Regions from separate parts of the Homo sapiens genome. Here region 2 is linked to region 1. Evidence: read pairs that join two places in POLR2A ChIA-PET (ENCODE). Cell type or tissue: OCI-LY7. All regions are shown on one strand. Links, peaks and the distances in the headings refer to the core of each region. The heading gives the core; the rest is flanking DNA. Region 1 overlaps ARHGEF3 (Rho guanine nucleotide exchange factor 3). Region 2 has its middle 12 kb from the start of ARHGEF3-AS1.

Region 1 (16,166 bases), core at 5,347-13,346:
AAAAGTAATTGAGTTATGTAAATTTCACCTCAAGATACTGTCAAGTAGAAAGAGAAAACATTCTCGGCCAGGCGCGGAGGCTCACGCCTGTAATCCCAGCACTTCGGGAGGCCAAGGCAGGCGGATCACGAGGTCAGGAGATCGAGACCAACATGGTGAAACCCCATCTCTACTAAAAATACAAAAAAATTAGCTGGGCCTGGTGGCGGGCTCCTGTAGTCCCAGCTACTTGGGAGGCTGAGGCAGGAGAATGGTGTGAACCCAATAGGCAGAGCTTGCAGTGAGCCGAGATCGTGCCACTGCACTCCAGCCTGGGCGACAGAGCGAGACTCCATCTCAAAAAAAAAAAAAAAAAAAAATTCAGTTTTCTATGAATGTTAACAAATGCATGGAAAAAGTTTGGAAAGAGCTAGAACAAACTTAACAGTTGTTACTTCTAGGAGATAGACTTGGGGAAATGAGGGCATTTGTACTTAATTTTATATACTTTTGTAATGTATGAGAATTTAAAGTTAGCATACATTATTTTCAAACTGGTAGGGGGAGTTTAAAGTTAGCCAAGGACTGAAAATATAACAGGATAGGAGGTTGATTCTCTCAAGTGAAAGTGGAAACTTTCATTTTGAAGTTTTTGTGTGTGTTTCCTTTCTTTCTGCTCTTTAATTCTTAACTCAGCTGCCATCAGAACTGCAAACTGGGTTGAGCAAGTTACTTAATGACTCACTGCACTTGTTTTGACCTTTTAATGCTTGTGGCTAATTGATTCCGAGTGCTGGCGATCTGTGTGCATTTAGTTCCTGGTTACTGTTTACAAGGGACTGTTTTTAAGAGATCACAAGGATTTGTAAGATACCATTAGTGAACTGTGTATTTGGTGCAAGTACTTTCTTGACCTGCATAGGGCTGGTCCAGCCATCATGAGCTCATTAGTGAGCCCAGGAGCACCCCCACTACTTGTGCCAGCCTAAGGGGCTTGTGTTGCTACTTGCAGAGTGAGCGTCCTGCTTCCAGAAGGTTGTGGTAATACCCTGAAGCTCTTTGGAAGTTTCTTTTTACATTTTTCATTTATTCTTACATATATATCTATATATATTTTTTTAATTTAGAACTGAAATGAGGTCTTGCTACGTTGCCCAGAGTGGTCTCGAACTCCTCAGCTCAAGCCATCCGCCTGCCTTGGCTTCCCGAAGAACTGGGATTACAGACATGAGCCACCAAGCCCCGCCTCATTTTCTATTTTTTTTTTTTTCCTTTAGAGGGAGTCTTGCTCTGTCGCCCAGGCTGGAGTACAGTGGCGCAATCTCAGCTTACTACAATCTCCACTTCACGGGTTCAAGCAATTCTTCTGCCTCAGCTTCCCAAGTAGCTGGGATTACAGGCACCTACCATCACGTCCAGCTAATTTTTTTTGTATTTTTAATAAAGACAGGGTTTCACCATGTTGTTCAGGCTGGTCTTGAACTCCTGACCTCAGGTGATCCGCCCGCCTCAGCCTCCCAAAGTGCTGGGATTACAGGCGTGAGCCACCACGCCCGGCCATTTTAGACACTTTGGGAGGCCGAGGCGGGCGGATCACGAGGTCAGGAGATGGAGACCACCCTGGCTAACACAGTGAAACCCCGTCTTTTCTAAAAATACAAAAAATTAGCCGGGCGTGGTGGCAGGTGCCTGTAGTCCCAGCTACTTGGGAGGCTGAGGCAGGAGAATGGTGTGAACCCGGGAGGCGGAGCTTGCAGTGAGCTGAGACTGCGCCACTGCACACCAGCCTGGGCGACAGAGCAAGACTCCATCTCAAAACAAAAAAAAAAGGCTAAAAATATATAAAGGAGGACAGAAATCACTCATAATGTCAACATGAAACAACAATAGAATTTTGTGATGTTCCCTTTATATCTTTGCTCATGTGCATTTTTTGCATAACTATAAAATGTTCACATATAGATTTTTAATCCTGATTTTATTTTAGGCTACATAGAAGGGGTGTTTACATTTTAAATTATCTCTGAATTGTCTAGATAATATTCCATCCAGCAGGTAATTATAACTTTTTTTTTTTTCTGAGACGGAGTCTCACTCTTGTCGCCCAGACTGGAGTGCAGTGGCACGATCTTGGCTCACTGCAATCTCCGCCTCCTGGGTTCAAGCGATTCTCCTGCCTCAGCCTCCTGAGTAGCTGGGATTACAGGCACATGCCACCACGCCCCGGCTAATTTTTGTACTTTTAGTAGAGACGGGGTTTCACCATGTTGGCCAGGCTGGTGTCAAACTGCTGACCTCAGGTGACCCACCCACCTCGGCTTCCCAAAGTGCTGGGATTACAGGCGTGAGCCACTGTGCCCAGCCACTTACAACTTATTTAACAATGCCCTTATGTTGAATAGTTCCTTTTAAAATTTTTCTTTACTTTCTGGAATTTTATTGTTGAATCTCAAAATAACTGGGAACTACCTTAGAATGCCTTTGTGATGAAGGCTCATATGTCATAAGCAAATTCAATTCCTGACCTCAGGAAGTTTCTAGTTAAGAGCAGGTGACCAATAATTATAATCAAGTATGATCATTGCTATATCAGAAGTATGTCTGAATTGCTCTGGGGGAGGAGGATGGGAGAATGTTGGTGAAGACTTCTTAGAGGAGGTGCTGTTTGAGTTACATCCCGAGGGCAGTTAAGAGTTAGCCAGCTATGGCCGGACACAGTGGCTCATGCCTGTAATTCCAGCACTTCGGGAGGCCGAGGCGGGCGGATCACGAGGTCAGGAAATCGAGAGCATCCTGGCTAACATGGTGAAACCCTGTCTCTACTGAAAATACAAAAAATTAGCCGGGCGTGGTGGCGGGCGCCTGTAGGCCCAGCTACTCAGGAGGCTGAAGCAAGAGAGTGGCGTGAACCCAGGAGGCGGGGCTTGCAGTGAGCCGAGATCGCACCACTGTACTCCAGCCTGGGCGACAGAGCAAGACTCTGTCTCAAAAAAAAAAAAAAAAAAAAAAGCCAGCTATGAAGTGATGGAAACACATTCCAGGAAGAGAAGATTGTTTGAAGGGAGTACAGAGGGATGGCAAAGCATGACATATTTAGGGAATGACAGATAGCCTAGTATGGTTGGAGAAATGGAGGCTCATGGATGAGTGGCAGGATGGGATCCTAAATATGGAGACTGTGGTCAGATTACAAGAGACTTCCTGTGCCAAGATGAGGAGTTGAAACTTCCTGCTGAAGGCCACAGAGAGCCATGGCAGGGAACACTTCCTAAATAACAATGTGGTTTTGGAGCACAGCAACCTCATTGCTTTGGCAAAGTCTCCAATAAGTGTGATGAAATCTTCTAGGATGAAGACTGAAAATGATGCACTCAGCTTTCTTCTGGATCATTTGTATTTGTCATGAAAAGCATTTTGGTAGCATGTTTAAGTCACACAGGTGGACTTCTGCGGCCTCTTTGGGAAATAGGAAAATACCTCAGGGACAGGAATCATGTGCTGCAAAGATGGTATTTAGTATGTGTATTAGTCAGGACTTTTCAAGTTGACAGAACCCCAACTGAGATAATAGAAAGGGAAATGTCTTTCTATATGTAATGAAAATGTCTAAGGGTGGTTCTTTCTGGTTTCAGGCACAGTGGGATCCAGAGGCTCAAGCAGTATTGGTAAAGCTTGCTCCCTTCCTGCCTCCATTGGTCACTCCATCCTTCATTCTGGGTCTCTTTATTCTCTCCTGTAGCAGACAGATGCTTCTGTGTAACTAGGGAGAGTTGCTGCTGGAAGGCCCTGCTTGTGTTCTCTCTTGAACTCACAATCCCAAAGGAATACTCTTTCCTCCTTTCTCCCGTAACTCATGTGACAAATTTCAGGGAATCACATGCCCATCCCTGAACTAGGATGGTGGAATACTCTATTGGTCAGGTCTGGGGGTGCCCACCAAAACTATATGTAATAGGATACCCAAAGTTAGTGGGATTCTATTTATAGAAGGAGGAGAGTAGGAGTACTGGCCAAATGTTTGAATAAATAAAGGCCATCCACTATTGTTATCTCTGGTTCTTTTAAAGAGGGGAGATGTCCACTGGAAAAAAGTAGAGCTCATCACGTATCCAAGAACTGCCTTCATGCGTGAGTTTGGCCTGATATGTGCTTGCACTATAGTCCACTTGGTATCCAGGTCACACAGAACAGATACTCCCAGCACATGTTCCAAAGCAGCCCCCTGTCCAATTTTCCTTAGCACGTAGGCTCAAGACAATGCCCCACTTCCCAAAGGCCTTGTGGCAATGTCCTCTTTTTCTTTCACATATATGATTTATGTTCCGTCAACGACAGGAAACTGCTCAAAGATCCACCCAGTCCTGCCGCTGCCCCCGTGATGGTTTGTTTTTCTCATTGTTTAGCGCTCCATTAGCTTCCGCAGTGAGAGCCGCCCTGACATCCTCGCCCCCCGACCCTGGTCCAGAAATGCCGCCCCCTCGAGCACGAAACGGAGAGATAGCAAGCTGTGGAGTGAGACCTTCGATGTGTGCGTCAATCAGATGCTTACATCCAAGGAAATCAAACGTCAGGAGGTAGGCTCGGGGCCCATGGAGCTGGCTGTGTGTCTGGAACAAAGGTGCATTGCAGCGTCAGCCATGCTGGAATTTGCGCCTTAGTCTCCAAATCAATTCTTCATTGCGTTTGCAGAAGGATAAACAAGAGTGTCTGACCTTGGGGAAGGAACTGAGAAACCAGAAACCAGCTGGGAGGGTGTGGCCCCCACTTTAAAAAGAAACTGATGTGAAAATATGAATTTACAAGAAGATGAAACCAAGTGTCTATTTAGGATTCTGAAGTTCACAAAAATAATCATTTTAGTTATATTTTGTTAGCAACTTATAGACTATTTTAAAATATTTAGTTTACATAGCTTTGATTCAGCTTCATGGAAAACTTCCTTTCTATAGAATCCAGTTAATTTCATTCCCGGTAAGTTTTCTGTATCAGTTGCCCTAAATGACTCTGATAATATTACCCTGTATAGAAGAGCTTGTTTAAGTGCTTGTGCCAGGCTGTGCTGAGCACTTCATGTGTGCATCATCTGATGAGATCCTTGGAGTATCCAGCTCAGGGTTGTGCCTCCACCTGCTTTGTCCTCAGTTTACCAAGCAGCCCCAGGTGGAGGGAGCTTTCAAAGCCTGACCACTGTTTCCCTATATCCTGAAACACAGTAGACCCTGAAATATCGTTACAAACTTGTACTCCTTTAATAATGTAATGTTTGCTGACAGTTTGACTTCCCAGATGGAAGTGAAAGAGTGTTCTGTGCATCATAGCTCTTTAGCATGATGGCTTAATAGAGCCAAATTAGAAACGGTCCATTTACCTACTCTTCCACACAGCCAGCGCCTATAATTTTATTTGTTGTACCTGTGGGGCTGAGAAGTGGTTTAGAATGAATTAACTTCACCAGGTTGTATTTGGAGTGATAAAATGTTGGATTCTTCCTACAATCTCAGCCTCAAGGCAGTGGATAATACAAATAAAACTTTCTGCTGAGATTCGCCTTCTGTCGAGTAGAAGAAAAAGTGGGGATGGCCCAGTTAATAATACTGCCACATCCATTATCTAGAAGAGCCTCTGAATCACTTCTTATGATGGCCTCTCACAACAAGGGTACCAAATCCATGGCTCACACTGTAATTATTTTACCTAAAATAGTTCCCTCTTGTTCAGCTGCATCAAAGTTCTGTAACATGAAAGATGACTTTTTGGACTAGAAATGTGTAGAAACTTTCTCCCACAAACAGAGAAGCACAATATGCAGCAGTTTTGCAATATCTTTTCATTGCAGGTTTAAGCATAGATGCATTTGCTTCAGGTTAACGTAACTTAAAATACTTAAATATGTAAATTTGGGGTTTTGAGTGGTGGAGCCAGCACTATTTGAATATGGTCTTGTAAATGAAGGGAGAATTCAGTGAATATGTTTATCTTTCCTTGCAGGCGATCTTTGAGCTTTCCCAAGGAGAAGAAGACTTGATAGAAGACTTGAAATTAGCAAAAAAGGTAAATTTAAATCCAGCAGTCACTTGAGTCAAGTCACATTTTTTTTCTTGAGTAATTTCACAACCCTAAAGTGGTGCTTCGTGAGAACTGTCTTTATGACTAAGACTGGTCTGCTACCACACACCAAGCAGTGGGGAAAGTGTTTCAAAACAAGAGGGCAGAATAGCTCTCCAGACCTGGCACCTTTAGGGGTTTACCTCTGTATGTCTCTAATGCATGTCAAAGAATACTTCAGCCTAAATCAGAAAGTGTCCATGGAGGCCTCGCCTTATGTATATTTCATTGTCCTAGAAGTCTCATATGTAGGACTCTTTGCCCATAGGAGAGAATGTGTGCATGTCTGAAACTTGAACTGAGTCTTAGAAATAAAGCCATTTGAATCTCAAAAGTGAATAAAGTGAAATGAGGCAATTGCATACTATCATATAAGTTGGGGTCTTTTATATAGGAATTTGTTTTCTAATCAACATTTTGTGTGGGGAGGAGGAGGACAACAAACCTTCCTCAAAAACATTTTCGTTCCAGTGGCACAGCCCCCCAACTCCATGGCTTGGAGGCTAAAATCCAGACTCCTTCATCTGATATTCACAGCCTCCTCGAAGAATCACAGGGTTGGAAGGCTACATCCCTTCTTTTAAGGGTTTTTAGTCTTTCTGCTAAGATGAAATTCCACCTCTAGCATTCCTGAGAGATGGCCACCCAAGCTTTGCTTGGACACAGCCAAGAAACTGAGTTTTAGGCAGAGCTGGAGGAGGAGGAGATCAGAGAGGACAAAGAAGTTATTTCACTCTGAGAGTTATCATGCTGGTGTCTAACTCCCCTTTCCTGCATCAAGATTTGCCAAACTCAAGCACCTTCAGGTGTTTCCCAGCCATCCTTTTGCTTATGGTGGCCCTACCTTCCTAGAAACTTTTCTCTTTCGTTTCAACCATTCATATCCACCCATCCTTCAGGAACCAGCTCAAATCTCAGTTTATTCTTACATAACATTTATTGCCTCCTTCTCTGTACCAAGCAGCTTATCTTCAAAACTTCCCTTGGCCACTCCAGCTTTAATTCTCTGACCTTCTAGAGCAGTTTTGATTTGATGGCTTTTTGCTGTCTTGTGACATCAGTCTGGTTTTTAATCTTTAATTTTTAAACATAAGCCGGGTCCGGTGGCTCACACCTATAATCCCGACACTTTGGGAAGCTGAGGCAGAAGGATCACTTGAGGTCAGGAGTTCAAGACCAGCCTGGCCAACATGGTGAAACCCTGTCTCTACTAAAAAATACAAAAATTAGGCTGGGTGCTGTGGCTCACGCCTGTAATCCCAGCACTTTGGGAGGCCGAGGCGGGCAGATCACGAGGTCAAGAGATCAAGACCATCCTGGCCAACATGGTGAAACCCTGTCTCTACTAAAAAGTACAAAAAAAAAAAGAAAAAAATATTTTTTAAACATAGATTTAGTTTTCCATGAGATCAGAAACTAAAATATAAACTAGAAAATATTTTAGTTTTTCTTATCTTCCCCATTAGCTTTATAAAATTCCTTGAAGGTAGGAGACTTTTAAGTCTTTGTGTTCTATTTTAGTGCCCTGGGTATAACTGTGTATTCTTGTTGTTTAATTTTCTCTAGTAAGAGGTGATAGGATTATCACCTTTGCTCTCTTTGTTCAAATCAGTAGTAAAGGATACCAATCACTGTTTCTTTCCTCTTTTTCTTTATTTTAAATATGTACTAATTGAAAAAAGAATCTGCTAGTAGCTAGTTTTGAATAAAGTGGGATTTTTTTAAGAGGCAGGATCTTGATTTTGAAAACATTTTAACAGTCAAATCTGTTCTATACCTAGGATTTGTGCTCTTTCCTAGATATATGACATACTAGAATAAAAAAGCTTTTGAAAAATCTGCTTTGGTTTATCAACCACAAAGGCTTAAGGCAGTGCTGGTTTCTCCTCTCCTCCAGCCACACCTCTCTGCTGTTTCTGCAGCTTTATGGGAGAAGTTGTTAGAGAGCCAGAAGTTTTGTTATTGGATAGGACCTCTCAGGAGCCACTTACATGAACAATGTACTTCCTCTGATTTTAAACATGTGCTTCCATCTCTTGCCGTTTTTGTGCAGGCCTATCATGACCCCATGCTGAAACTCTCCATAATGACAGAACAAGAGTTGAATCAAATTTTTGGAACACTGGACTCTCTAATTCCTCTACATGAAGGTATAATTTTGTTCCCAGGATGAGTCGTGACTTGTAGCCTTAACTGAGTTGTCTTATAATGAGTGAGTGATTATTAATTGCCTGCAATGTGAATAACCCAGAACCTACTTCCAGCCCTGTTCATATTTGAATGCCTAACAAATAAGCATCTGTTTGTTTTTTGCCAGAGCTCCTTAGTCAGCTTCGAGATGTTAGGAAGCCTGATGGCTCGACTGAACATGTTGGTCCCATCCTCGTGGGCTGGGTAAGAAAGTTCTCTGGTCTTTATTGAAGATAAATTTCAATAATATAGATGGGAGTTTCATTTTAGCTAGACTTTTTTTATTTTTATTTTTATTTTTTTACAAATGTTGGTTTCACATCAGAAAAAAAAATCCTAGTAAAATTTTAATTAAATTTAAGTTTTGTATCTTTAAAGCATGAAAATAGTTTTTTTCTTATTACAAATTTATTGCATTTAAAAGTAACAGGGCCTTTTGGAACAAAATAAGTAAAGGTACACATGAAACTATTACTAGTTTCGTATCAAAATAAAACTAGTTAATATTCCGTCAGGCCAATCGCTAACATAATATACTCCAATAAAAATTTATTGACATATATCCACTACCAAAAAAAAAAAAAAAAAACTTGTCATGCTATTAAAAAAAAATTCTCATGGTCAAAATGCAGTTTTATAAACAAGATCATAAGTAAAGGTTGCTAATGTTTAGCATATTAAAAAAAACTTTTTAGGCCATAAAAAAAATCTCATGGTCAAAATGTAGTTTTATAAACAAGATAATAAGTAAAGGTTGCTAATGTTTAGCATATATACCATGCTAAGTAATTTATAGGAGAGCTGGGTATATGGTGACCTTCATCCTAATATAATCCATTCCTTTTCCTAATTAAATAAAAAGAAGTAAGCTGTGATCTTAGATTAGGAGTCATAAATTTATGATCCTGGGGCTGGATTTGTGTTTTATTGTGTACTTAAAGTTGTTTGTTTCACTTACGCTAGACAAGGCGTGTGCTCTTATTTTGCCTCAGTCCCCACCGCTCCCTATTCTACACATTTATGTTTCCTTCTGTGAGTGCTTGAATGGTCCACCCCAGTTCCAGGTGTTTTTCATTTGTTATAAAGCAGATAATGAGAGGAGATTACTTTGCTGACTTATTCCAGGCAAGATTAGGTCTCTCATCACTCTGTTGCTCACAGTATTCCAGAAAAATAGGCAGGAAGTACCACAACAGCTAATATTAGAGATTATTTCACTGTTTGGAGAGTGTTGTGAAGGTTATAAATCCTACTGTTGCTATGTGAGTTCTCTTTATTCCGTTACATCTGCATTTTAATCTTCCTAAAACCTTTCAGTTAACATGCCTTGATAACACATAGATGTGCAGAAAGTTTTAACATTGATCTTTTAACTTACGTTTCTCAATGACTGCCTTGATCAAGATACTTGATGAGAGTTTCATGACTTAAATAGCTTTAGTTCAGGAGTCAATTTTAGCACCAAGGCTGAAATATCCCAAAGGTATCCGAAAGGCAAGTAATGTTCTAAGATGAATAATTTAGAAAATATGCCTTAATATTTCAAGAGAGATCATTCATCTTATATTTTTGACTTTCATTTTATTATGAGCCATCGTAGATGTTTTAACTTCTTTAGCCCACAAAGAAATTTCTCCAAAGAGAGCCAGCCAACCGGAGACAGACAGAGACAAAGAAGGTATAATGAGTAGAGAGTGCCTCAGTGTCTCTTAAACTTCCTGAGTCTGTGGACTGCTTTGATATGGGGGTAAATGGAGCAGTTAGGCCACACTCCAGAATTTGTAGGATAACTCCTCTGCTTTTGATGAGACAGCAGTACAGGACTACATGGTTTCCTTAAGCATCATATGCAAATTGTCAGTTTATGCCAGAAGCAAAATTGTAGGAATTTGCCTTGTTAGTAACTTTTTGCTGAAATAAACATTTGTCACGTTTATTAGAAAATTGGTTTGATCTGGGAGCAGCTTTGCAGTCATTTTCTGTACATACCCAAAGGAAGTGTGACCATGCTGGCCCATTGCTATCTGGATGCTTCAGACATCAAATGAGGACTTGGATCTTGAAGAGCAGCCTAAAATTAAACAACTGGCCCGTTGTTGCCAGACTTCGTGAGAAATGGCCCTTATTTATCAGGCCTGACAAGCTGTTAAATGTTTTTCCTCTTTTAACTGCAGATGTGTCCGTCTGAGTGGGAACAGTAAACCTAGGGGTACATATGTTTGAGTTCTTGTATTTTTAACAGAACAAAATAAACATCTTAGTGGACTTTGGATGAGAAGAGTCCCATTCGACCCATGAAAAATTGATTTATTTTCTCCGCAAAGGAAAAAAGGGGGGTGGGGGGGAACCCTTTTAAACAAGTGAGCCTTCCAAGTGGGACAGCCCTGGCCAGTCCTTTTGACCTTAGAATGAATCAATTACTTTTACTTTGAAGACCTTAAACAGAGTGGTTGCTTTTTTTCAGGGAACTACCCCGGTTACTGAGAATCAGTGTCCCCGCTCCCTAATGGGTCAGCCTGTTTGAGTAAGCCTTCCCTAGCATAAAGAAACAACTTCCCAAGTGACTTATCTCTATGCCAACGTTTTTTCAATGATGAAATACTTTATAAGCTCTCCAAGGCAGAAAGTTCTCATGTTAATTTGTTGTCTCACTAAATTTTAATTCCCAGGAAAGAGCCAGAGTACATGGAAGCAAAAAAAAAAAAAAAAATAGATTTTTTCACAATATTAGGGGGATAAAAGAACTTCTTTAAAAAGTGAGTTTCCCTTATAAATTCTTGATAGTCTATTTAATAAAGAGATGGTGAATAGTTCAGAACTCTGAGGGTAAAGGGGAAGCAAGAACAAGCTTCAGACTCTCGTTTTGTCTCCAGCTGAGCAAGTAGCTTTGGTTCTCTAAACGACAGTTTCTTCAATAAAAATATTCTAGGGCCCAAGCACAGTGGCTCACGTCTGTAATCCCAGCACTTTGGGAGCCTGAGGCGGGTGGATCTCTTGAGCCCAGGAGTTGGAGACCAGCCTGGGCAACATGGCGAAACCCTGTCTCTACAAAAAAAATATTAGCTGGCATGGTGGTGCATGCCTGTAGCCCTAGCTATTTGAGAGGCTGAGGAGGGAGAATTGTTTGAGCCTGGGAAGAAGAGGCTGCAGTAAGCCATGATCATGCCACTGCTCTCCACCTGAGCAACAAAGGGAGACCCTATCTCGAAAACAAAGAACTTCTTGGGACAAGTAATAATAGCTAGTACTTACTGATTCTATATCAGAAGCCAAGCTCCATGCTACACATTTTGTATGCTTTACCTCATTAAGGGAGAGGGGGACATTAGTATATACATTTTGTAGGTGGAGACACTGAGGCTTGGAAGAGTCACTGACAGCTGTGTGAGTTAGGCTTTGAACCTGATTCTCCCTATTACTGAGTCTGTCCTTTTTTCCGAGACAGTCTCTCTCTGTCGCCAAGGCTGGAGTGCAGTGATGTGATCTCAGTTCATTGCAACCTTTGGCTTCTGGGTTCAAGCGATTCTTGTGACTCAGCCTCCCAAGAAGCTGGGATTACAGGCATGCACCACTATGCCCGGCTAATTTTTATATATTTTAGTAAAGACGGGATTTTGCCACGTTGCCCAGGCTGGGCTCAAACTCCTGACCTCAAGTGCCTCCCAAAGTAATATGATTACAGGCGTGAACCACCGCACCCGGCCTAGTCTCTTTAACTGCATTTTCACCTCTCATTCTGAATAAGGGAGTGTCTGTATTTGAGAACCAGATCTTGTACATTATTCACCCTGTGTAGTTAAAGATCACTTGGGGCCTCTCCTAGCCGGTGACTGAACCAGATAGCCTTTCAGGTCATGCCCAGGAAATGAGCACCCTGTCAGGTGAGAGCACAGGACCAGAGCCCCATTTGGTTGCCATGGTAGCAGGGCAGCAGGATCACAGGGAGCAGTGGCCCATTGGACAGTGAGCAGCAGTGTGGTCGAGGTTCCTCACTAGTTTACATCCAATGGTTACTGCTGATTTGTTTCTTCCTAATGAAAACATTGGGCATTTCCAGATCTTTTTAAAAGGTGAGGAAGTGGAAATTAAATGAAGAGGGCCTGAGGCCCTTTTTAATTAACTCTGAAAGTCTAAATTACAAGCCACAGTACCACGTTTGGGTTCTCTCTCTCTCTCTCTCTCTCTCTCTCTCTCTGTGTGTGTGTGCGCGCATGTATAAGTACCAATTATCATTACTTTCAAATAATAATAGCTAGTACTTACACAAATATAAGGTTGAGGGAAAAAATGTCTGCAACTCTTTAACACAAGTAGAGATTTTTAATAACATGTAAGGAAGGTAGACATTTCAAAGGAATGTTAAGCTCAATAGTAAGCTTGTAAAATATTACTTTCCTGGTATCCTTTTTATGGTTTCAGTCACTGAGGAAATAATTTCAATAAGAGGTGTAAAAGCTGCAGCAGAGTATTTAAAGTTTCAGATGCTGCCATACTTTATTTATTTTTATGTATTTATTTATTTTTTTTTTTGAGACAGAGTCTCACTCTGTTGCCAAGGCTGGAGAGCAGTGGCATGATCTCGGCTCACTGCAACCTCTGCCTCCCGGGTTCAAGAGAGTCTCCTGCCTCAGCCTCCTGAGTAGCTGGGATTACAGGTGTGTGCCACCATGCCTGGCTAATTTTTGTATTTTTAGTAGAGATGGGGTTTCACCATGCTGGCCAGGCTGGTCTTAAACTCCTGACCTCGTGATCCGCCTGCCCCGGCTTCCCAATGTGCTGGGATTACAGGCACGAGCCACTGCGCCTGGCCGCCATACTTTATTTTTAAGCAAGGTTCACAAACCATCAAATATTACCTAATCTTGTAATCCATTAAACATGCATTTATTTGTTCATTCAGAACACAGAGTGTCTGCCATATAGTAGGCCCAATGCAAAGTAGTGAGGATACAGAAATGAAAGACACTCCTTTGCCAGTGTCTTGCACTGAATCCCTCTGAAGAGCAGGTGTTACAAGGGACTAGGGCTTCCTAGTACAAGAGAAAGAAACAAAAGCAGTTAGGCCATTGGCTGCATTTGATTGCTTCTGGTAACTTTCTGGAGGCTGATAGCTCTTAGATTAGAACACCAAGGCAGAAAAAGTGGATGAGAAGCCTTTTCCGTTGAATCTCTGACATGGTATTTGCACAGTGTGACTGATGGGATGTGTCAGAGAAATTAGCATTTTGCTAGAATGAAGGCAGTGAAGGTTAAATGTTCCAAAGTCTTTAAGCTTAAATTGTTCGTTACATAGTATTGTACAGGCTCACGCCTGTAATCTCAGCACTTTGGGAGGCCGAGGCGGGCGGATCACGAGGTCAGGAGATGGAGACTATGCTGGCTAACACGTTGAAACCCCATCTCTACTAAAAATACAAAAAATTATCCGGGCATGGTGGCGGGCGCCTGTAGTCCCAGCTACTCAGGAGGCTGAGGCAGGAGAATGGCGTGAACCCGGGAGGTGGAGCTTGCAGTGAGCCGAGATAGTGCCATTGCACACCAGCCTGGGTGACAGAGCGAGACTCCGTCTCAAAAAAAAAAAAATTGCTTTGTGAAAGCAAGCCAGAGCCTAAGAAAATTGTCCACTGCCTGCCATGTTGAAGATTCCACTAGTTTCCTCCAGCCATGCAGATAAAGGAATGTCAGCCAGACCCAGAGACCAGTTAGGTGTTTGTTCAGTCCCAATAAATGATGCCACCGTAGCCTCAGAGCTCAATTATTTTGACATTCCAACCTTCTCTTTCTGTTTCCTTCTTAGCTCCCTTGCCTCAGCTCCTATGATAGCTACTGCAGCAATCAAGTAGCCGCCAAAGCTCTGCTGGACCACAAAAAGCAAGATCACCGAGTCCAGGATTTCCTACAGCGATGTTTAGAATCCCCCTTTAGCCGCAAACTAGATCTCTGGAATTTCCTCGATATTCCAAGAAGCCGCCTGGTAAAATACCCTCTGCTTCTCCGAGAAATCTTGAGGCACACACCAAATGATAATCCAGATCAGCAGCACTTGGAAGAAGCTGTAAGTTTGTCTGTTTCCTTCTCTCTCTTCTTGTTATTTCCACCATAATGGCTGGTGGATTGGGTCAGTGGGTGAATGGAAGAGTCCCTGGGTACTTAGTACTCAGGAATCTTGGGTTCCAGGCCTGGCACTGCCATCAACCATGTTTTGATTTTGCAAGTCACTTCTCATCTTTCTGCCTCAGTTTCCTAAACTGTAAAATGCAGTGCTTACATGAAACACGCTGTAAGGTCCCTTAGTAAAATTCTTAATTTTATACAGGTGACTCTAATCTGGTGTTACAGTTGCTGTCTGTGAGGGACAAGATCTTTGTGTATATTTTAAATTTTGTTTAGTTAGAAAATAGTAAGTTGCCTTTTAGCCTAGCCCCAAAACTCATTTGTGAAGTGGACATCCATTTAAAATCTAGCTCCATTTAGCCCCCGATTACAGTGGCTTGCCTTGTCAAACCTCCTGCTCACTAGTGGGATCCTCACTCAGCAAATGTTTGTTGAGTGTGGGCCAGGCACGATGGCTCATGCCTGTAATCCCAGCACTTTGGGAGGCCGAGGTGGGCAGATCACTTGAAGCCAGGAGTTCAAGACCAGCCTGGCCAAAAAAGCAAAACCCTGTCTCTACTAAAAATACAAAAAAAAAAAATTAGCTGGGCGAGGTGGCATATGCCTATAATCCCAGCTACTCAGGAAGGTGAGGCACAAGAATCGCTTGAGCCTGGGAGGTGGAGGTTGCAGTGAGCTGAGATCACGCCACTGCAACTCCAGCCTGGGCAACAGAGTGAGACTCTTGTCTCAAAAAAAAAAAAAAAAAGGTTTATTGAGTGTGGGCTGGGTAATCTGGGAAATATATATTTTTCCCTAGCAGCAATAGAAGACGAGGAAAAATGGGGTGCACATCATGAGAATATTGTAAACTGTGAGCATTCCACCCAGAGAGCACCGTTCTGGTTGAGGTACTCTGCATGGTAGAGATGGCAGATGGCAGGCCACGGGGAGCGGGTGGCCTGAGCAAAGGTATAAGGAAATGACAGGACAGGTCGTGCCTGGGGAATATCATGGATCAGTTGGCCTGGGGTTAGGGGTCCTCTGAGAAAGCAGCAGGAGAGAAGACAGAGGATGTGGGTTCAGATCTGGTTATAGAGGTTTTTAAATATCAATTTAAGAGATTTTTTCCTTTGTCATGCAATTAATTGAAGTTTTTTTTTTGTTTGTTGGTTGGTTTCTAAGTAGCTGGGATTCAGGATTCAAATCCCAGCTCCATCATTTACAAGCTCTGTAACCTTGGACACATACTCTTGGTAGAACAAGGGACTGAGGAGGAAGAGACTGGTGATAGGGATGCAAGTTGGGAGGATGCTGTCCAGGTGTGAAAACCTGATCAAGGAGGTGGCAGTGGGGATAGAGGCTAGCAGACCATTCAAAGGGCTCATTTTCTGATTTAATCTGGGACAATAATAGAAGGAGGATATGCATAGGTAATTTGAAAATCAGAAACCTTGAACCTGCTGAGCAAACTGCCTATTTCCTCCCAGATAGGGGTTTAATAATAAGTAGTAGTAACAACAATCATGGTAATAATTGCTGGCATTGAGTATCTAGTAAATCAACTTTATGTAATTTGCCTCATAGGTTATGTATCTCATTTAACCGTCACAACAGCCTAGGAGATAGCTGTTCTTATTAGGACCATTTTCCAGATGAGGCTTAGAGGGGTTAAATAGCTTGCCCAGGTCCACAGCCAGCAAGTGATGCAGTTGATGTTCAAACCCTGTCAGTGTAGACTCCAAATCCTGTGCCCTTCAACTTCTTTATGATTCTATACCTTGATGCAGAAAGCCTGC
Region 2 (16,166 bases), core at 4,118-12,117, 180 kb before region 1:
TCTCTCTGCCTTCACTTGTTACTGACCTATAGGTTCTGCTCCCGGTGTCTCCTCCTTGTATGTGGCACTGTTGGGCTTGTCATGATGCCAGCTCTGGACCAACTCAGTGTGATCTTTCAGCAGCTCGCTCTCCTACAGCTTATGGCATAGTCTCAGGTTCCCCATCCCCAAATCCCTAAGAAAACTTCAATTGGATCAGTTTTTCTTTCTTGCACTGGGCTTCACAAGTGGTGGGCAGTCAGCTGGCTAGCTCTTAAAAGGGCTTCTCTACCTCTTGGTTCAGTCATCTGTGGCCAGAGAGTCAAGGTCAAATGGATCTGTCACTCACCAGCTTGGGCAAGTAATCAGCCTCACTGAGATTCAGATTCCCCATCTGAAATCATATGTAGCTCATAGGGTTATTATGAAGATTGACTTAAATAATCATATCAAGTATTTAGCACTGGGTCTGTGACATAGTAATGTGTCTGGAATTGGTGGGTTCTTGGTCTCACTGACTTCAAGAATGAAGCCACGGACCCTCGTGGTGAGTGTTACAGCTCTTAAGGTGGCGCGTGTGGAGTTTGTTCCTTCTGATGTTCAGATGTGTTCGGAGTTTCTTCCTTCTGGTGGGTTCGTGGTCTCGCTGGCTCAGGAGTGAAGCTGCAGACCTTCGTGGTGAGTGTTACAGCTCTTAAGGCAGAGCGTCTGGAGTTGTTCGTTCCTCCCGGTGGGCTTGTAGTCTCGCTGGGCTCAGGAGTGAAGCTGCAGATCTTCACGGTGAGTGTTACAGCTCATAAAAGCAGTGTGAACCCAAAGAGTGAGCAGTAGCAAGATTTATTGCAAAGAGCGAAAGAACAAAGCTTCCACACTGTGGAAGGGGACCCCAGCGGGTTGCCGCTGCTGGCTAGGGCAGCCTGCTTTTATTCTCTTATCTGGCCCCACCCACATCCTGCTGATTGGTAGAGCCGAGTGGTCTGTTTTGACAGGGCGCTGATTGGTGCGTTTACAATCCCTGAGCTAGACACAAAGGTTCTCCACGTCCCCATCAGATTAGTTAGATACAGAGTGTGGACACAAAGGTTCTCCAAGGCCCCACCAGAGTAGCTAGATACAGAGTGTCGATTGGTGCATTCACAAACCCTGAGCTAGACACAGGGTGCTGACTGGTGTGTTTACAAACCTTGAGCTAGATACAGACTGCCAATTGGTGTATTTACAATCCCTGAGCTAGACATAAAGGTTCTCCAAGGCTCCACCAGAGCAGCTAGATACAGAGTGTCGATTGGTGCATTCACAAACCCTGAGCTAGACACAGGGTGCTGATTGGTGTGTTTACAACCCCTGAGCTAGACATAAAGACTCTCCACCTCCCCACCAGACTCAGGAGCCCAGCTGGCTTCACCTAGTGGATCCCGCAGCGGGGCTGCAGGTGGAGCTGGCTGCCAGTCCAGCGCCGTGTGCTCGCGCTCCTCAGCCCTTGGGTGGTCGATGGGACTGGGTGCAGTGGAGCAGGGGGTGGCGCTCGTCGGGGAGGCTGGGGCCGCACAGGAGCCCATGGAGTGGGTGGGAGGCTCAGGCACGGCGGGCTGCAGGTCCCAAGCCCTGCCCCGTGGGAGGGCAACTAAGGCCTGGTGAGAAATCGAGCGCAGCGCTGGTGGGCTGGCACTGCTGGGGGACCCAGTACACCCTCCGCAGCCGCTGGCCCGGGTGCTAAGTCCCTCATTGCCCTGGGCTGGCAGAGCCGGCAGCTGCTCCGAGTGCGGGGGCCGCCAAGCCCACACCCACCCGGAACTCCAGCTGGCCCGCCAGCACCGCACGCAGCCCCAGTTCCCACTCGCGACTCTCCTTCCACACCTCCCTGCAAGCTGAGGGAATGGGCTTCAGCCTTGGCCAGCCCAGAAAGGGGCTCCCACAGTGCAGTGGTGGGCTGAAGGGCTCCTCAAATGCTGCCAAAGTGGGAGCCCAGGCAGAGGAGGTGCCAAGAGCAAGCGAGGGCTCTGAGGACTGCCAGCACGCTGTCACGTCTCAGTAACTGCTCAGTAAATATTCTCTCCATCCCTGCTACTACTACTATTATGCTATATTCACTCAGCAGGAGCTGTGGACAACGTTGGTGAAGTGGGGCAAATATCCTGGGAAGGGAATGTGAGGACTATATCCATGTATTAGTCCATTTTCACACTGCTGTAAAGAAATACCCGAAACTGGGTAGTTTATAAAGAAAAGAGGTTTAACTGACTCACAGTTTTGCATTGCTGGGGAGGCCTCAGGAAACATACAATCATAGTGGAAGGGAAAGCAGGCACATCTTACATGGTGGCAGGCAAGAGAGCAAGTGTGTGAAGGAAGAACTGTTAAACACTAATAAAACCATCAGATCTTGTGAGAACTCACTCACTGTCATGAGAATAGCATTGGGGAAACTGCCCCCATGATCCAATCACCTCCCACCAGACCCTTTCTGTACATGTGGGGATTATGGGGATTACAATTTGAGAGGAGATTTGGGTGGGGACACAGAGTCAGACCATATCAATCCCCAAACATTTCTAGCATACTAGAAAAACTTTCCTTTTTACAAATAATTTTTCCATTGGGACATGGAGGCTCAAGCCTGTAATCTAGCAATTTAGGAGGCCAAGGCGGGTGAACCCTTTTGAGCCCAGGAGTTCAAGACCAGCCTGGGTAACATCGTGAAATCCTGTCTCTACAAAAAATACAAAAATTAGGCAGGTGTGATGGCACGCGCCTGTGGTCCCAGCTACTCAGCAGGCTGAAATGGGAAGATCACCTGAGCCCAGGAGGTCAAGGCTGCAGTGATCTGTGATCGTGTCACTGCACTCTAGCCTAGCTGACAAAGTGAGACACTGTCTCAAAAAAAGTTAAAAACTAAAAAAAAGTAAAAAAAAAAAAAAAAGAAAAGAAACATTTTTCCATTTTATAGAGTGATCAATTCAGACTCTAGGTTATGGAAGACTGAGTCTGGACCATTTGCTCTTTGTGTAAATGTGCCCTTAAATAAAAAAGACATTCCTGCTGCATATGGAGAGATGTACCAATTTAGAGGGAAGAAAGAAAATTTGTTGTGCAAAAAGCTATTGAATGAATTTTAAATGTAGTCTGAATATATTCTTGAACATTCTATGTATTCCTTCTGATAGGTGTTGACTGATGGTAATTCAGATCTTGTGTATCTTGTGACGCTTGGCAGTAGATTCGGTTCTGACTTTATTTTGCATGCATCTCTGTGTACTGCCGCAGACTGGTACTGAACTAACTGTTCTTGGCTTCTTAATCATGGCACCTTAGTTGCCCAATGAGAATATGCAACAAATGACTACATTCCTCTCATGTTTGCAGTTTTGATGTGGTACAAATTAACATCTTGTTTGGAAGGATAAAAGAAGATTATTTTGATAATGAGGTAACAGTTGAAATCATTGACCTCAGCAGGTCAGTCTGAGGATTGGAAATTTTTTAAAGCTTCAGAATTAGCATTTTAAGTGATAACTCAAAATGCTGGTGAGGGTACTGTAGGATGGACTCTGTCACAGGTGTTCAGTGGTAGTGTTACTTGGTCATCTTTCTGGAAAGCAGTTTGTTTATTTATGTCACGAACCATAAACATATGTAAGTTTATTGGCCCAATAATTCCACGACTAGGAATCTATCCCACAGAAGTCACCAGAGATGTGACTTATGCACGAAAATGTTTAGTGCTGCAGCAGTTACAATGACAGAAAAAAGTGGAAAAAGTGTGAATGCCCACTAATGTGAGGCAGTTGGTGTAAAGTGTGGTTTTGTTCATATGAGTTGTAAGTGACAAGGGGAGGTTGAGGAAGAGTTTTAATTCAGGGAAAATGTTTATTGGTATGTTTTAAGAAGCAGGAAACAAAATTGTATATACAGTACAATTTGGGCTATGAAAAAAAGCACTTGAGAGGATTAAAAGAAAATACGCTGAAATATTAATAATGGTTTCCTTTTGGGAAGTGAGGTTATACATGACTTTTTTTTGTTTTGTTTTGACTTTCGTACGTTTCTATGGGGTGCATGTATTAATTTTATATTTGAGGGAACAAAAAGCTGAAGTCATAAGACAAATATTTGAATGGCAATTTTGAGTGGAGTCTTAGGTTTTAAGGTTTAAGAATAAAAATCCTCCCCAACAGGCAACAGAAATGAATCTAAGTCAGAAATGCAATGAATTGGACTAAATCCCATGCTTACTTAAGATGGAATTTTAAAATATGGCATCACATATGTTTGTGGAGGAGTTTCAAATGTGAGAACTTGGTAAAAGTGAACTTGGAGGAATTTTGTCTTCTTTTTCTAACAGCAACAACAACAACAAAAAAACCCCATAAATCTTACTTGGATATTTGAGAGGGGAGGAAAGCACCTTGATAAGAATGGATACTGTGTACTCAGCCAAGAAAAAAATCATGGCTCTAAAGCAATCATCCTGGACCAAAAGATTCATATTCCAAGGAATTAATAGGTAGCTGAATGGTGGTGCCTCTCTGTGTTGGGCACATTATTTTTATGAGTTCTGAGTGCTTGCTTGGGACAGTACTTTGGAATATCACTTTGGAAAAATCAGAGAAAAATACCTAATATGGCAGCCTGTGTATTCCCCTTAATTTAATTATGAAACTCAGATAACTACAGATTGCAAATTTGGTTTTTTTAGGAAAAAGATATGTGGCTTTTTTTTTTTTTTTTTTTTTTTTTTTGAGACAGGATCTCACTCTGTCACCCAGGCTGGAGTGCAGTAGCACGATCATGGCTCACTGCAGCCTTGACCTCCTGGGCTCAGGTGATCCTCCCACCTCAGCCTCCCTAGTAGCTGGGACTGCAGGCACATGCCACCATGCCTGGCTAATCTTTGTATTTTCTGTAGAGACAGGGTTTTGCCATGTTGCCCAAGACAGTCTTGAACTCTTGGGCTTAAGTGATCTGCCTGTCTCGGCCTCCCAAAGTGCTAGGATTACAAGCGTGAGCCACTGCACCTGGCCAAAAAGATATGTGGCTTTTAAAAAATAACTTCCACCCAACAGTATGTTTCCCATCACGGAACTTGTGTAATTATAGTCTAATGTGTTTTTTCTTAAGAAGAACCTCTGCCAGGCATTAGGAAGTTCATCAGCAATTTCTCAAACTTCTCAAGGAGGGAAAAGCCTTGAGGTTTAGACTGGAATAGGTTTTTCAGGTCTACAGAATTGGTACAAATGGATCGGATTTGCTGTTCTTGAAACATAATAAAGCCTCCTGCTGCCTTATTCTTCCAGTCTTGATGTCATGTCATTTTTTTCTTCTTTTAAAAATATACTCATCTCATTATCCAGAGTGACTAAGAGGCGCAGCATATGTGCCACTAAAATACTTGTCCTCGATTCGCTCTTTCTTTTCTCCTGATACCTGTTGCTCAGGAAATGACTTACCCATCTGGTTTCATTAGTCATTCTGATGTGCTTTGTCAAATGCCCTCCATGGAGCGTGGTATTGAACATCATCTCCCTACCTCAATAAATGCCCATTTCCCTTCACTTACTACATGCATTTAAAAAATATATTTTAGGGTTTTGGTTTAAAGACTAAAGTTCCTTTTGCTTTATGTTATTTAGTGGCACTGAACTTCTTTAATATATTAAGAAATATTTCCACTACCAAACTCAAAGAGCAAAAGTCAAAAAAATGCAGTGAACAAGATTAGGAAAGAATCCTTACTTTGAGGCAAAGACAATGCAAGTATCTCAATTAATTCAACATCGGTAGTTCTCGTCAAAAATCTATCCCAAAATCTGTGCCTCTGTGTGTGTTGCTGGAAGAAACACGAAGTTTGCTTTCTGGGTGGTTTCCCTTCAGCTGCCTTTCATTCCTTATGCTTGACGCTGGTTTTATTTCTAGAAGAAACCAACCTTAAAAGTCTCTGGTTTAGCAATAGGAGGAGTTCAAAACATTTTCACCTGTTGTTAGTTGTGTTTGTTTAAACAAACTCATGCAACTATTGTTGCTTACAGCCACCGGGTTCGTTTCTGCTGGCCTGGCAGGGTTTGTGTTGGCAATGGTAGAGAGATGCTATCGGCATCTCATTGTGTACTGTTTGCATAACGGGACAGGACAGCCAACTCCAGCCATTAAAAAAAATGCTTTGGATTAGATGAATGGTTTTATTAAGGTACCTGTCAGATTGGGAAGGTGCAACTGTGACTGATGAGGACCTCCTGAAGAGGATCCCAGCCACAGCTGGTGGGAGGGGGGGGCTGGTAGTTGACCCAGACTCAGGAATGTGGCTGCACTGCAATGGGCTGGCCACCCAAGAGTGGGAGAGGGTCATCGGTGAGGGAGAGCACTGGCAAAAGCATTGTCAGTTGCATTGTCCTTTGGGGCTTCAGGTTTTTTATACCTCAGAGGATCTAGGGCTATTCCGGAAACATCAGCCAAGGGAAGCTCTACTGGATTTTCCTCAGTTAATAGCATCTACACAAGGCTTTCCTTCAAGAACAGTCATCCTGTTAGCTACTAATAAAATAACATAGAAGTGCTGAAGTTTTGAGCCTGGAAACAATAATTTTAAAGATACATAGTGTTTGAGTTTACTTATTTGCTCTTAGAATGAAGTCACCACTTGTCACCGTGACTATGGAAACATAGGAAATACATTTTGGGGAGTTCTGCTTAAGTCATTCCATGTCCCCTAGTAAGGTTCTCAAAGTGTGGTCCATGGGACATTAGTGGCAACAGAACCCGGAAGCATATTAGATATGCAGAATTTCAGGCTCCACCCAAGACCTGAAGCAGTAGCTGCATTTCATTGAGATCCCCAGGTGATGTGTGGGCACATTAAAGTTTGAGAAACATTCCGATTTTTAGGGTGGTCTAGATTCAGGTTGCAGATACTGTCGACTCAGTAGAGATTTCATGTGAAGCTCTTTAGTCAGGATTTGGGGTGATGGAAATTGGCATGTAAACCGTCCCTTCTTTCTGTAGCAGAAGAAAGTTGGGCTGTGATAAATTTCAGTTAACCAGGAGCCATGACTCTAGCCACTTGGGACTGAAATAATTAGTGCAAATCCTTCTGTAGTTCAGAATGAGTAGAAGAGGCCACAGTCAGGGTTAAAAACTCTGGTATCCCCCACTCTCACTCTCCTTTCTAGACCCTTCTTCCCCAATCCAGAGGACCCAAATTGCAGCCTTTTTGTCCTAGATAGGCCCTCCTGGAGGTCTCTCTTTAATGCAGAGGATGCCCCTTTTCTCACAGTGTGCACATAGTAGGCCTTTTGCTGACCTTGTGGGTGTCCTTTATTGTCCTGTGCAGCAAGGTCGCTATATCCTGACATGTGACTCATAGGCAAGACAGCAATTTCTGATAAGGAGGGAAGGGTGGCCATTCCACCTCCTCACTGAGGCCCGTGTGTTATGTAATGCATTTCCTGCCTTTGATTCTTTACCCATGTGGCCCTGCCTGTCTACTGTCCTGGCTGCTGTTTTCTTTGTTCTGCAGCAGAGGAATTCAACCTCTCTGGGGCTTAAATCCCACTCAACCCTGGCTGTTTCTTGGCACAGTTTTTCCTTAGGTGGCAGTTCACTGGGGGGCAGAGGCACATTTTCCAAACCCTGCTGTGTCTCAGTTCATCTAATATGTCTTCATTTCAAGAGAGATTTGGGCAAAGGCTAAGCTGATTACAGGGCTCAAGTGGAGCCCTGAGCACATTTCAGATCTGGAATGCAAATTGTTGTCTGCAGTAATTGTAGTTTGCACCATGGCCCTACTCAGCCCCCATGGTCATTTTCCTGCTGCAAAATAAGCAGCTTTGTGCTTTCAAAGTGGGAGGTAATGAGGGGGAGAGGAGCACCTAAGGGACATTAAGGAGTGTTTTCAGAGCCTGTCTGCAAGCCTGAGTGGGAGCAGAACGGACCCAGATGTGTGTAGGGATGCTGCCACTGAAAAGCTCTGTGACCATGGGCCAGGAACCCAACCTCGCTGAGCCTCAATGTCTTCTAGTCCTTGCTTCAGAGGGTTGCTGTGGTGATAAGGTGGCAATGATGTGGCAGGACACTCAACATGGTGCCTGGTATATAGTAGATGCTCAACAAGGGGGAGTTTCTTTTCACTGCCTACAGGTGCCATAAGCTTTGGGGTCTGCAGTGGGGAAACACGTGCCCTTCTTAAAGGGTGATTCCAGCACACATGTTGGTTAATACTCTCCTGCTCTGAAGAGCTTTGGTGCATCCTTCTCATGCTGCATGTGTCTGCAGAATTGAGGGCTGGCTTAGAGTGCTGGCTTGGGGTAGATTTCCTGCATGTCAATCTAGCTGTGTGCTGTCTGGCAATTGCTTAACGTCTCTGAACCTCAGGTTTTCTCATTCATAAAATAGACATCATAATCATTTTTGATTCACAGGTTGTTAGAAATATTTATGTAAAAACAAATGTAAAATTGAGCACCAGTGCTTGACACAAACTGTGAAGGCAGTACTATTGTTATCCCCTTTGCAGAGATGAGGAAATCAAGGTTTTTGTTTGTTTGTTTGTTTGTTTTTTATGGGTCAAATGACTTTCCCAACTCTGCAGCTCATATGCGGTACCACCTGGACTCTGGCCTAGCAGATTGGCTCTGTGGTCCATGGTAGGTATCCCTGACATTGAACCTCCAGGTGGTTGGAAATACTGCACAAACACACTTTAGGTGCCTGATCCTGGGGCTCCCCTCCTCAGACCCCTCATTTTTGTTGAAAAATTCTTTGTTAAATTGGGTTAAAGCAGATCATAATAAAATCACTATTACCATATTATATAATGTTACATATCGTATATTTAAAATATAAGTTTATGTTATATATTATACTTTTATATAAGATTATTATATGTAGTATCAGCAACAGCTATTTACACAGATTTGCATTGCTATTGGAAATGCCCTAGCCATTGTCAGCACTTATAATTGCTTTTTGTTGTGCCACATGGGGGCTTATTATCCGTCATGTTGCTGCAAAATTACTTGTTTATCTTATAGTCTCTAGGAAACTGCAATTGTTACTTACTATGTGCCAGGCACTATGCTCAATGATACATATTTGACTTATTTGATTCTCACAAGAACTTTTTGCAGTGGGTCCTCTTACTGTTCCCATTTACCAGAGGAGGAAACAGAGGCACAGGGAAGTTAAGTAAATGATCAGGGGTCACGCATTAAGTGACAGCACTGGGATTTGAACCCAGGTTATCTGGCTTAGAACTCCTATTCCTCACTTCTGTGCTAAACTGCCTTCCTTTATTTCTGGTCTGTGTTCTGGTTGCTATGCCCTCACCACCCCGGCTGGCTTGGCATTTCCAGACCTCTGGGGCTGCACACTTAACACAGCATTCCCTGGGGCCTGTTACTAAGTATGAGTCCCTCTCAGCCTCAAAGGGTCATTCTGGGGACTCCTCCCACCCCTCCCGGGGTATTCATCCAACCCAGGAGGCTCTTTGTGGCTCAACCACACACATTCTTTTAAAAAATAAAAATCAGCTTTTCATTTTAATGATGACACAACCCAGAGGTGAGGTTCTTGTTATCACACTGGGGGAATCTGGGTGATTGGAGTTGTAAAATCAAGTAGCTGGGGAATTCCTTGTTTTCTCCATAAATTATCCATGTGAGAGCTCTGTGTAATTTCACATTACAGGAGGGAATGGCTGTGTTTAACTCCTTCTGTTGGAAGGGCAGACTTATTTCACTTCTTACTCAGCCAGGAGAGGGAGTTGGAAAGCATAGAAATGGAACTTCTTGTTATTACAATTCCTGGCTTTCAGCAAATATATTTATGTTTGTGTACTTTAAAAATACATAGGAAAAGCATCTGACTAGTACTGTATTCTATGGCCATGGCCACTGTTCTTGACAAAAAGAATTTCTATCTGGTCATGCAGCTGTTCTGGCTGAGAAACTTGCCCTGGTTCCCCATTTCCTGCAGGGTGGAGTTGGAACTCCTTCCTTGGCTCCAAGCATCTCATCCCTGGCCTTCGCATCCTGTCCCTTCCATAGACCCCTTGACTGTCTCCTCGCCTCCTGAATGAACTTTGCTGTTCCCACTTCTCACCTTTGCGCTGACCCCCCTCTCCTCAGCCTGGCAACTCCTATACATCACTGACAACCAGCTGGAATGGCACTGTCATTGGGGAGACCCTGAGAATGGTCCCTGGCTTCTTCCTCTGCAGCCTAGTGCTTCGAGGCTGTGGGAACCAGCAGGTTGAGCAGTGAGCATTGTGTACAGGTCTGCGTCTCCTCTGGCCTGTGAGCTTCTGAGGTATTTTTGCATGCCTGATGCTTTGAACACAGAGCTGGGCACATTTCTGTTGAACAAAGGAAGCTGGTCTCATCTTTACACATGTCAGTCTGCATTTCTTCCCCAAGAAGGGTTTTTGGGTGATGGGTAGAATACCAGGTGGGAGATTGGACCACCAGCCTCCAGGCTCCATGAGAGCCAGGCTGTCCTGTGGCTTTGGTGCCTGCACTGTGGCCAGTGTGTATTCAGTCACTGCCTGAATGAGTATTGTGGTAAGAACCTGTGCTGCAGGCCTAGACTCCAGTCCTTATTCCATTACTGCCAAGCTTGGCACATTGGACAACTTTTTTTAACCCTTCTGAGCCTCTTTCCTCATCTATAAACTAGGGATAATAAAAGTACTTATCTCATAGGGTGGTCATAGAATTAAATTAGCTTAGCCTACCATCTGACACATAGCAAGCCCCCAGTCAATGGTGGTTCGTATTGTTGTTAATAATGAAGTGGATTGGTTACAGGATGTGATAAGTAGTGGGAAGGAAATCAGTAGGGTATCATGATAGAGAATAACGATGGTGGGGTATAAGGCATGGTCCTATAGACAGCCTGGTCAGGGAAGCCTCCTGTGAGCTGAACTTGAGTGATGACACAGCTGAGTTAAGCAGAAAATGAATTTATTACAGTGTCTAGGGTAGCTCAGAGAATTTCGGAAGGACCAGGGAAACAGGGACAACTCCAAATTATACCACCAAACAGTTATTGTAAAGACACTATTGCTACCACTGCTGGGTAGGTGTAGACGCCATGGCTTGCACCACCAATGCTGGTTGTAGGCTGTGGCTACCCAGTCTACCCTTACTCTGCCTCTGCAAGCTGCCACCACCCTCGCAGAATGGGGTCTGCAGCGGCCCTGCCGCTTTGCATCCCAGCACATGATTGGCTGAGCCTGCTCATGTTCTCATGCTGTGGCTGCAAGGGAGGCTGGGAAGCAAGTGTATGGCACTCTCATCTCCTCTGGTAGAATGTGGGCTCTGGTTCCTGAGTTGGGGAATTCCCCAAAGCTAGCCAGGTAGGGGGTTCAGCTGCAGGAGACTCAAAGGGTGACCCTTATGTCAGAGGCATGTGAACAAGAGCAACTCCATCTTGAATAGGAGCTGGGTAGCATGAGGCTGAGACCTACTGGGCTGCATTCCCAGACAGTTAAGGCATTCTAAGTCACAAGATGAGATAGGAGGTCAGCACAAGATACAGGTCATAAAGACCTTGCTGATAAAACAGGTTGCAGTAAAGAATCTGGCTAAATCCCACCAAAACCAAGATGGCAACGAGAGTGACCTCTGGTCATTCTCACTGCTACACTCCCACCAGTGCCATGACAGTTTACAAACGCCTTGGCAACGTCAGGAAGTTACCCTATATGTTCTATAAAGGGGAGGCATGAATCATCCACCTCTTGTTTAACATATAATCAAGAAATAACTGTAAAAATGGGCAACCGTCTATGGAGTAGCCATTCTTTTATTCCTTTACTTTCCTAATAAACTTGCTTTCACTTTACTCTCTGGACTTGCCCTGAATTCTTTCTTGCATGAGATCCCAGAACCCTATCTTGGGGTCTGGATCAGGACCCCTTTCCTGTAACACAGAGACTCATGGAGTAAGGAACACGTAGTGTCGCTGGGCCTCAGCAGCTTTCATCTAATAGGCAGTGGTGCTTTAAGAAAGGCCTGACTGCTTTCCTCTTAGACAATGATTTTTTTAAAAAGAGTGCTGAATTTGGAAGCAACTAGTTCTCAATGTGATGAGAGGCTAGGAACTATTTTTTACACATCATTTAGTTTGTGCAGGTGTGGGGTAGCATGTTTCTCCCCTGTTTATCACAGACTTGCATTCCTGTTGGAAATGCCCTAGCCATTGTCAATGCTTATAATTGCTTCTTGTTACAGCCACGTGGGGCTTATTGTCCATGATTTTGTTGCAAAGTTTATTGTTTATCTTATACGGTCTCCAGGAAGCTGCATGCGGAAATCTCTCAGCCTTACCAGGAAGTCTGACTTAAAGGGACAGCCTCCAGGGCAGAGCCCTAACTGGGAGGAGGTGCTGAGCTTCCAACCAGGACCAGTTACCTTGGGTGAGAGTTGGAAGCCCTTTCCACCTGTCTCATTTGGTTTGCTATTTTCCAGTGTTTTGGTGATTCCTTTCTGATTCTGAATTAAGGGAGAAAAAGTGGCAATACCAATTCTTCATGTACACATGAACACACCCAAAACATAACAAAACAAAAAACCACTTTCACTGGTGTTTAGGCAGAATGAACACTCTGAGTCATGGGACACACATGCTTTTAAATCTCTTGGTTTCTTGGGGGTATTTTCATAAAAGTCTTGAACTTTCTAGATGGATACAGGGATTTCAGGGAAGTCAGCATTGTAAGATTAAAAAAATAAATATGACTTAAGTTTTAACTATGCTCTCATTTTTTTTCTCTATTGGAAGGAAGAAGGGAAATGGGAAACTGCTAGTTTCTATTACCTTTTTCTTAGATGCCCAGTTGACAGTCAAATCAGGATAGAAAAATCAAACTCTGGATTTCAGATTTGGTACTGCTTTTCAATTTGCTAGGAGGAAAATTTGAACCAGTTTCCATCGTTACACCAAAAAATTTCCTCTTCTGTTTGAAAAAAAATAAATTATTACTGTGCCTTTGTCTTTTAAAAAATATTTTATTATGGAAAAATTAAAACCTATACAAAAATAGAAACAATAGTATGATGGCCCAAAGTTCCCATCATCCATTGTTCTGCTTCTTTTTTTGAGACGGAGTCTTGCTCTGTTGCCCAGGCTGGAGTGGCACGATCTTGGCTCACTGCAACCTCTGCCTCCTGGGTTCAAGTGATTCTCCTGTCCCAGCTTCCCGAGTAGCTGGTATTATAGGCACACGCCACCATGCCCAACTAATTTATATATATATATATATATATATATATATATATATATATATATATATATATTTAGTAGAGATGGGGTTTTGCCATTTTGGCCAAGCTGGTCTTGAACTCCTGACCTCAGCTGATCCTTCCGCCTACGCTTCCCAAAGTGTTGGGATTACAGGCGTGAGCCACTGCACCCAGGCTGTTCTGCTTTTAAATACATATGTCAGTTAGTATCCTACCATCCTCCCTGCAACCTGCTAGGGATAAAGGAGTCATTCCTGTTTTACAGATAAGGAAACTAAAGATCAAGGAAATTAAGAGTGACTTACCAGGTCATTCAACTAGTAAATGGCAGAGCCAAAAATCACAGAGCCCAAATATTAATTTATTGTTAACTATTCCAGCCAGATGGTTTTTCCCAGAAATTATCCCTAAAGAGTTATCTGAAGTCAAAATAATGGTGAGAAACTTTTTAATAAGAATGATTCTTGCTTTTGTTATATATTTTTAACTTGGAAATTCGGTGTGTCAAGCATTGTTTTTTGATCTAGGCAGATTACTTTTAAAAATCCTCCTGAGTATTCATGTAAGTGTCAGAAATACCCCTCCCTCCCACCCCCATATTCAGATTTTCCACTTCCAACCAACTTTGACAGTGCAATGCCAAATAGTAAGTCTCATTTCCAAGTAAGGAAGCCCTTTGGCTGATAGATATCAGCTAATCAGTTTTTAAACTTTTTTTTCTTCCTAAAAATTGTGCAGAGGTCAGTAACCCACAGACAGGAGTTTCACTTTTAACTGACAGTGTAAGGAAGGAGACTTGACAGTTTCTTGAAAAAGCTGCACCCAGGGTGTTTATGTTTCTAAGAAATAAACTGGATGAGCTTATTTGCAAGCGGCCCCTGTGTGCTTCATGCAGAAATTCTTCAGGTGGCCCTTGCTTCTTGTGTTAGTCAAGGAGGCAGAACCGCAGCGGCCAGGCCGGTGGCTGCTTCACAGCATACATCAGCTTTCCTTTTTTTTTTTTGCATTCACTTTTAAAAATAGCTGCCCATGTATCAGTTGCCAAAATAATGTGAGGAATCTGGTTATAAAAGTTCAGATTTGTTTAGAGAGAATAAAGACAGAGCTCAGGCGATTGCTTGTAACAAAACCAGTAAGATAAGCACTCAAGATTAGCCATGACTAGCAATCGTTGAGACTTCCATGTTCCAGCATCATTTATTTTTAGTTCCTGTGTTGAAACCATAGATGAAGACTTTTCTATTTATTCATTCTTGACCTTGAGCAGCCAGGTCTGCTCCCACATTCTTCTCATCATTTTATAATCTTGTTGAGCTGGGATACTAAGCAGGGCTCTCCAAGAGCATCAACATTTTCAAATGTTCACAGTCTCTTGAGTTGAACCACCTTGAGTCCAATAGGCCTTGGCCTGGGAAAGTGTCTGGACACCGCTGCTCCATTTGTCTAGAGTTCATGGTGAAGCAGGCAGAGGAATTGTTCAGGTTTTACTTGGATTAACCACCCTTCCAGCTTTGAGGAGTAGATAAAGACATTCAATAAAAGTGCATGACTGTGAGCAACTCTCAGGCTCTAATTTGATATTCTTTTTATTTCTCACTGGCTTGCTGTGCTTTATGCCTCCCTGATAACCTAGTAACACCCAAATTTTGTTTTTCCTTAGTGTTACCTGAATTTGTTTTTGAATTTTTGTTTTTCCTTAGTCTTACCTAAATTTGACAACAGTCTTAGAAACCTAAGATCTGAGAACTAATAATCTTATGATGTTGGAACCTTGGGTAAGCCAGTGTGCAATATATTATTTTAATTTGGTCACGGCTACCATCCCATTTGAGATTTTTTCCAACCTTTTTTTTTTTGGTCTTTTTTTTTTTCTTTTTATGGAGAATAGGGTCTCACCATGTTGTCCAGGCAGGTCTTGAACTCCCGGGCTCAAGCCATCCTCATGTCTCTGCCTCCCTAACCACTGGGATTACAGGTGTGAGCCACTGCACTGGCCCATGAGTTTTTTTTTTTTTTTTTTTTTTTGAGATGGAGTCTCGCTCTGTCACCCAGGCTGGAGTGCAGTGGTGCAATCTCGGCTCACTGCAAGCTCCGCCTCCCAGGTTCACATCATTCTCCTGCCTCAGCCTCCTGAGTAGCTGGGACTACAGGTGCCCGCCACCACGCCTGGCTAATTTTTTTTTGTATTTTTAGTAGAGACAGGGTTTCACCACGTTAGCCAGGATGATCTTGATCTCCTGACCTCGTGATCTGCCCGCCTCGGCCTCCCAAAGTGCTGGGATTACAGGCATGAGCCATCGTGCCCGGCCTTGGCCATGAGATTTTTTTACTACCTATTTTTAAATTCAGTTTGTGGAATTTTAAAATTTGAAGTATCAAATGGGGTATGTTTAAAGACCTTGAAATTCCCTTTCCAACTGTAAGATTTTGTGACATTTCTGGCTTGTTAAGTACAAATAAGAAAGACATTAAGGAACCAGGATAAAGTTCAAATGGAAAGAATCATCGTTGCTTGCCAACTTTTAATGAAGAAGTAATTCTGCTAAAATCTAAATATTTTATTTTATGTAAATGAAATTCTCACAACCCTGACGAGTATGTTCCTTATAATATCTTTGGTAAGGAAATTGCTTGGAACTTCTCAACAGAAAATACCCTCAGATATATCGAACAAGAACACAGGAAACATGGTTCTGGTTCTAGTGATACCATGACACTTTTGGTGACACCTTAGTTAGGTCCCAGTTTTGGTGCTAATCTCTTTAGAGCCCAACAAGAGGGGTTGTTACCAGTTTGGTTATTTAACCAGCTGTGGGAAAACAGGGTTCATCTTTGCATCGTAGGCACCCTATAGGTAGTTTCCTGTGTATAAATATATGATTCAACTCTATATACTGAAAGAAAAATACCATACCCTGAAAACCTATGCCCCCAGAATTTTGTAGGTTTTTT

What was found. Peaks named below come from ENCODE experiments on the same cell type or tissue, not always from the same donor. Only the 100,000 strongest peaks of a DNase experiment are listed, where the experiment ranks them.
Region 2: POLR2A ChIA-PET joins it to region 1 with 10 read pairs; 8 of 35 experiments call an interaction of 5 or more read pairs at or near these places.

The regions. Positions count from the first base shown.
Region 1 is chr3:56,743,368-56,759,533 of GRCh38, reverse strand. It overlaps ARHGEF3 (Rho guanine nucleotide exchange factor 3), which reads left to right. Exons shown (of 10, transcript NM_019555.3): 3 at 4,383-4,553; 4 at 5,968-6,030; 5 at 8,138-8,234; 6 at 8,402-8,478; 7 at 14,072-14,329. Among named protein-coding and RNA genes, the nearest start is that of ARHGEF3, 50 kb to the left of the region's middle. In OCI-LY7, for the core only: no CTCF peak of the experiment used is centred there; no DNase peak of the experiment used is centred there.
Region 2 is chr3:56,920,128-56,936,293 of GRCh38, reverse strand. It overlaps a transcript of ARHGEF3 not described here. Among named protein-coding and RNA genes, the nearest start is that of ARHGEF3-AS1, 12 kb to the left of the region's middle. In OCI-LY7, for the core only: no CTCF peak of the experiment used is centred there; DNase peaks (open chromatin) are centred at 7,423 and 12,043; H3K4me3 peaks cover 391 bases; H3K27ac peaks cover 2,074 bases.